Linked DNA regions of Homo sapiens: region 1 is linked to region 2. A link is an interaction called in ENCODE POLR2A ChIA-PET data of the cell type or tissue named here. Cell type or tissue: K562. All regions are shown on one strand. Each heading gives the region's core, and the rest is flanking DNA. Links, peaks and the distances in the headings are about the cores only.

Evidence for each region. ChIA-PET counts read pairs that join two places held together with the same protein. Peaks named below come from ENCODE experiments on the same cell type or tissue, not always from the same donor. Only the 100,000 strongest peaks of a DNase experiment are listed, where the experiment ranks them.
Region 1: POLR2A ChIA-PET joins it to region 2 with 6 read pairs; 1 of 35 experiments calls an interaction of 5 or more read pairs at or near these places.

The regions. Positions count from the first base shown.
Region 1 is chr1:25,781,455-25,784,352 of GRCh38, reverse strand. It overlaps MAN1C1 (mannosidase alpha class 1C member 1), which reads right to left. Exons shown (of 12, transcript NM_020379.4): 11 at 1,653-1,768; 12 at 1-690. The coding sequence ends at 564. Among named protein-coding and RNA genes, the nearest start is that of SELENON, 17 kb to the left of the region's middle. RefSeq lists an enhancer at 9-631. In K562, for the core only: no CTCF peak of the experiment used is centred there; a DNase peak (open chromatin) is centred at 1,392.
Region 2 is chr1:26,157,770-26,160,667 of GRCh38, reverse strand. It overlaps FAM110D (family with sequence similarity 110 member D), which reads right to left and starts at 1,589. Exons shown (of 2, transcript NM_024869.3): 1 at 1,542-1,589. In K562, for the core only: no CTCF peak of the experiment used is centred there; no DNase peak of the experiment used is centred there.

The DNA of each region.
Region 1 (2,898 bases), core at 312-2,811, 380 kb after region 2:
GGAAACCCCTCCTCAAATTATAAGGTAAATGACACAAAGTTGAACATAGGGTCAGTGTTGGGCAAAAAGCATTTAAAATATAGATAACGGGGTCAAGATTTTGTGTGTGTGCAAACACTGGGTTTTGTTTTTCAGGATGACACCATTTTAGAAAGTGCATGATTTTGAAAACTATATGTGTAATTGTGACAAAACTAAACTGTAGAGAAAAGACAAAATCAAGCAAAAACAAAAACCAAGAAACCAAAAGGAAGCAAATCAAATACAAGGGGCGGATATGCAAACCTCCGGTCCTTTGGCCCTGGAATGGCAAGTGAGTGGGCTTCATAGAAATTCTCTGTAGAAAGGAATGTGTGGGCCAGTGTGGCCATGGCCCTGGCCTGACATCGCTGAGTCTCCAAGTCTTGTCTCCTCACAGAGGAAAAGAAGTTGCTTGTCCGACACATCTGCTGGGGGTCTGCCCGAGATGGGGCCTTCGTTCCCAATCCCTTTGAGAACAGTCTCAAATCCTGAAAAGGCAAGGCATCCCTGCGGCGGCCCCAGGGCGGCGGCAGGAGATGGGGTCAGTGTCTGCCCCAGGCTCTGCCGGAGCTGTCTGAGTGGTTCACCGGGAGTGGGTGGGCCTCGGTGTTGAACACCCAGTCTTCCAGGGAGAGCAAGTCATCTTCAGAGAACAGAAGATAGAGATACCTGTGCCCCACGCAGGGCAGGGAAGCAAGACACAGTCTGTCAGTGGCCTGGGGAAGAAGGGTGGGCCTGGGAACAAGTCTCAGGGCCTTTGTGATAGGCCTATGGTCAAGGTCTGGAGCCTTGCAACCCCAAAACTGTGGGCAGCAGGGTGGGGGTGCTAGTCCTGGGGAAGGAGGCTGTGGCTGCAGAGAAAAGCCTTGAGCTTTGGGGTCAGAAGGACTTAGTTTACCCTGGCTCTGCCATCAGCCAGCTTCACCTGCCCGGCCCTGTATGTGAGCCCTTATGGTCCAGATTCTCTGCAGGGGTGCCTGAGGGCTGCTGCAGTCCAGTTGACTCTCACGTGCCCCGCTGCTGCCCACTAAGACTCTATATTCAGAGTACACATTGGGGCACTGAGAAGAACATGGGGTTGTGACTCTAGAACTCCAGCTTCCAGGTTGTGGGTTTTTTCCTCACTGGAAGGAACTGATCATTCTGACCCACCCTAAAGGGTTAAAGCACAAGGGGCTTGCTTTGGGGAACAGTGAGGAAGTGGGATGGCCAACTTCCATGGCATGAAATCGAGGAGGGCACAGCAGCCACACTGCAGAGGCCACAGGAGGGAAAGTCAATGCCAGCAACCAGCACTGACATCATCATCGTTAACCCTATCCCATTTTACACACGAGGACGCGGTTCCCAGAACGGAAGCAACCTGGGGAGATAAGCGAGAAACTGAAGGAACCTGCGGTATCACACGGTGCGTCCCTAGGGAACTTGGATTCTAGCCCAGTCTCACTCTCCGAGAAAGCGGCCTGGCCCAAGGCTCACACCTGGGGTGCAGCCCTCTGGATCCCAAGCCCTTCACCCCTTTTGGGCTCCCGTCCTGTGACCACAGAACCTGACTGTGGAGGGGAGGGACTGCGGACCCCTACCCTCAACCTCCCACCTGTCCATCCCTAGGAAGAGCCCACACTGCTCACTTTAGTGTCTCCGCTAGAAAGAAGCTCTGCTGCTTGTTGTCGTGGTTGGGGGTGCTACTGTACACGTCTTGGATCCCAGAGAAACCGGCTTCTGTCCGACAGTATTTCTCCAAGGCCTGAGGAAGGGGAAGAGGAGGAGGAAAACAGCCTTAACACGGGACAGGAAAGGCCCCTCAAGACTTGTGCATGCCTGGCAGGCTGGAGCTAGAAGAAAGCAGACAGCACCCCCACCCCTTGGCTGGGGACTCCTGGCATTTGTGGGAACAGAAGGTCAAATTATTCTTTCGGGGTTTAGCCACCTGTCCCCAGGCTGGAGGGGCCACACTCCTTCCACCCACACCTCTGAGAGCTCTGGCCCGATGGGCTGCCTGTCCTGAGCTCTTCACCTGGTTTGAACTTAGAGGAAGCTTCTCTTTGTGTTTCAGGGGACTAGGCTGGTCTTACAGATTCACCCACAGTGGTAGGCAGAGGTGAAGAGAAGCCACGGGTGATGGCCATGGGCTGGGATTTGGGGACGGACTTGGTACTCCAGGGATTCTCAGGAGAGATGGCCCCTGGGCTGGAGGCAAGTGAGCCAAGCCATTCATCTTTCTATATAAATGCATTTTTTTTTCTTGAGACAAGGTCTCATTTTGTCGCCCAGGCTGGAGGGCAGTGGGGCGATCAGAGCTCACTCTGCAGCTTCAACCTCTGCAGTTCGAGCAATCCTCTTGCCTCAGCCCCTCAAGCAGCTGGGACTATAGGCGTGCGTCACCATGCCTGGATAATTTTTGTATTTTTCTGTATAGATGGGGTTTTGCCGTGTTGCCTATAGGCTGATAAATACAATTTCTACCCACGGAGGGGGTCTATGGACTGGGCATAGGAGCACAAGACGCTTGGCCTTTGAAGGCCAAGAACAATGGTCCTGGGGAAGCAGGTGGACTTAACAGGGCCAGTAAACCTGAGCATGCCCTGGACCCCGTCTGAGTGCAATGCTCGGAATGGGCACGGGGGTGGTGGGGGAGATAGGGGCAGAGAAGGCTCAGCATCCACCAGGGAACCTGCTGGAATCCCCACACCTGCCTTTGACACCTCCCCCAAGACAGCCATTAAATTTCCACCTAGGTGTGGGGCCGGAGGCTGAGGGCAGGGTAGGCCTCAAGGGCCAGTAGAGACTAGGGTGGGGGGGTCCCTCAGGCTGGGCTGCCTGTGGGAAGAGGAGGGAGGTGGAGGTGAGCTGCCCAGCTTCGAGATCAGGAAAGCG
Region 2 (2,898 bases), core at 252-2,751:
GCTACTGCCAGCTACTCTGCCCCTGCCAAGGGGATCGCAGAATGCCAAACTGTAAACATCACCTTGTTTAACCTTTGCATTTCCATTTCATGAAGAGGAAACTGGCTTGGAGAGGAGGGGGGCTTGCTCAGGTCCTATTGAGAGTTAGGAGCCAGGACTGGAACCCAGGTTTCTTTTTTTTTTTTCTTTAGACGGAGTCTTGCTTTGTCACCCAGGTTTCTTGCCTTGCAGTTCAGATTGGATCTCTCACTTGCCTATCAGAACTTCCCACTGAGGCCAGGCGCGATGGCTCATGCCTGTAATCCCAGCACTTTGGGAGGCCGAGGTGGGTGAATTACCTTAGGTGAGGAGTTCCAGACCAGCCTGGCCAACATGGCAAAACCCCATCTCTACTGAAAATACAAAAATTAGCCAGGCGGGGTGGCGCACACCTGTAATCCCAGCTACTTGGGAAGCTGAGGCAGGAGAATCGCTTGAAGCTGGGAGGCGGAGGTTGCAGTGAGCCGAGATCGCGCACCACTGCACTCCAGCCTGGGCAACAGAGCGAGACTCCGTCTCAAAAAAAAAAAAAGAAAAAAAAAAAGAACTCACTGATATTTTGCGTGTATTCCCGCTGCTATAAAACCAAGCAATTTCCGTTAGAAATGGGCCCCTTGCCTCACTAAAAAGTTCCTTCCACTAATTCTTCCTAATAACCTGCGCTCCCACTCCCAGAAATTTGCCCCCAGGGTCCTTGTCCCTTTTTTATCCTAAGACCTCATGACCCTTTTCCACCTCCCTTCTGCTGGGGCAAGGAGCGAGGAGGGGTTGTAAATCAAGAGCTGACAGTTCTCTTGGCAGTAACAGAATGGGCCACCCACATGGCCCTGCACACCCGACCCCACCCCTATCTTCCCCTACTCCCCCTGAGTCCTGGAGGCTGAGGGACCTTGGATCTGGGGACAACAAAGGAACAGAATTAGCCAGGGAAGTGGGGAAGGAGTCTGTGAGAGGCCTTGGGGCAGAGACCCTGCCAGGTCCAGCCCACCCCTGCACCCAGCATCTAGTGTGTAGTCAGTCTGCTCATAGGTAGTTGAGGCCTGGGAACCAAGGAGAGTCTGGCAGTGTCCCCCTCCCTGTCTCCCAGGGAGTCTCCTTGGCAGTGGGTCAGATTCCAAGGTCCCAGGAAGGCACTGCTTGTCTGACCCCATGGGTGCCCTCTGTCCTCTCCTCTTCTCCCCAGCCCTGAGCAGGGAGACTATAAAAAGTTCCTAATCACAAGGACCAAAATAGTCTGTCATCCACAGCCTCTTCCCTGCCTTCTGGGCTAGCCTGGAGGCCGGACCTCAGACATCCCGCCCTAGAAGCCTGGCAGGCAGCCTCGGGCCCTCCATTCCTTTGCCTGCCTTCTCCCAGTCCTGAAACTTGTGGTCTCAACTCTGCCCAAGGCTTCTGCTCTGGGCATGGGCCATCTTTTAGGCTCACTAGTTTGGCACCAGTCTCCCTGCCCTCAGGCCCCTGGGTTCCTTCTTACCCCAGCCCTGGGCTCAGGGTACACTCACCTCTGCATGGGAGGCCTAATTGCAGGGGTCCTTGGGCAGGTCCAGACTGAGGGCAGGAGTGGACAGCAAGGACTAGAAGTAACTTTGGTGGCAGCCAAACCTCACTCTCCACAGGAAAAGCAGAGAAAGCCTCCACCCCCCGCCCCCCAAATTAACCCTCGCCTTCCTGAGGCAGATCCTGGCCTCCATTAACTCTTTCCTGATCACAGTCCTGCGCTGTGGAGACCTGTGAACCAAGTCCAGCTCCTTTTATTTTACAGATGGTCAAACAGTCCCAGCCCGGTTAGGTGATTGGCTGTGGAAGCACTGTGAGCTTGGGCAGAGCCAGGACTCCAAACAAGGCCTCCTGATCCCCAGGCTTCCTCCAAAGGCCTGGGGTGGGGGCTCCGTATGTGGGATCAGCCCCCTCCCTGGGCTGTGGCAGATGCTCTGACAGTCTGAATGGGAAGGCAGAACAGGGTTCTAGTCAACTTGCTTTTTTCCCTCTGTAGCAGGCTGAGACCTGTCTTGGTCTGGGTGCTGGGTGGTGTCAAGCCTGCTTTCCCTGGGGGCGAGACCAGGAATCTGCAGCCTAAGGGTGGGGGCATTGGTGCTATAGATGTGCAGGTGAGCCTGTGGCGGCAAGTCTTGTCATGAAGGTGACCCTGGAGCCCACTGGAGCTGCCTCTGCCAAGGTCCTTTCATGGCAGATGGGATTGCCTGGGAAGACAGTGATGAGGGGCTGATTCCAGGGCCAAGCCCAGGTCCTTTGGCCCGCTTCCTTCTCTGCCCACACTTGGAGCCTCTTAGAGCTTCTTCCATCAGAGTTTCTTCTCTGACACCTTATGTCTCAAGGTGAAACCCTACCTCATAGGAGACACCTCCCCTCTCCCCAGCAGGCAAACTAAACTCTCCAGCCCAGACTAAGACCAGTGCTCAGGCCAAAGGTTCCTTTCCCCCCTTGGCTGGCCACCTTCCCCAAGTCCCTCCTCCTCCTTTCTAGCCCTCTTTCATGTTTGCAAAGCACATTCCCGTCTGTGCTCTCTGATCTCCTTTGACCGCCCCCAAACAAGGACCCTAGACAGGCGTCCAGCAGGAATGACCCCCCACTTAATGAGTAAGGAAACAGGAGCTGAGGGGGGAGAGAGATGCCCAAAGCCCAGCTCCAAATCCACATTTGGAACTGCATCCTCTGCCTGTCAAGTCAGTAGTGGGTCTGAAAACCCAAGGCCCATCTCCCGGTAAAAGGTTTTTATTACCTAAAGGGGGGATTTTGTTGGTGATAGTTCCATATTTTGTTGCTACAGCACTTTTCAAAATGCCATTAGCTGCTTTGTCATAATCCCCATGACAATCTTTGGGGGAGGTTTTATTATTT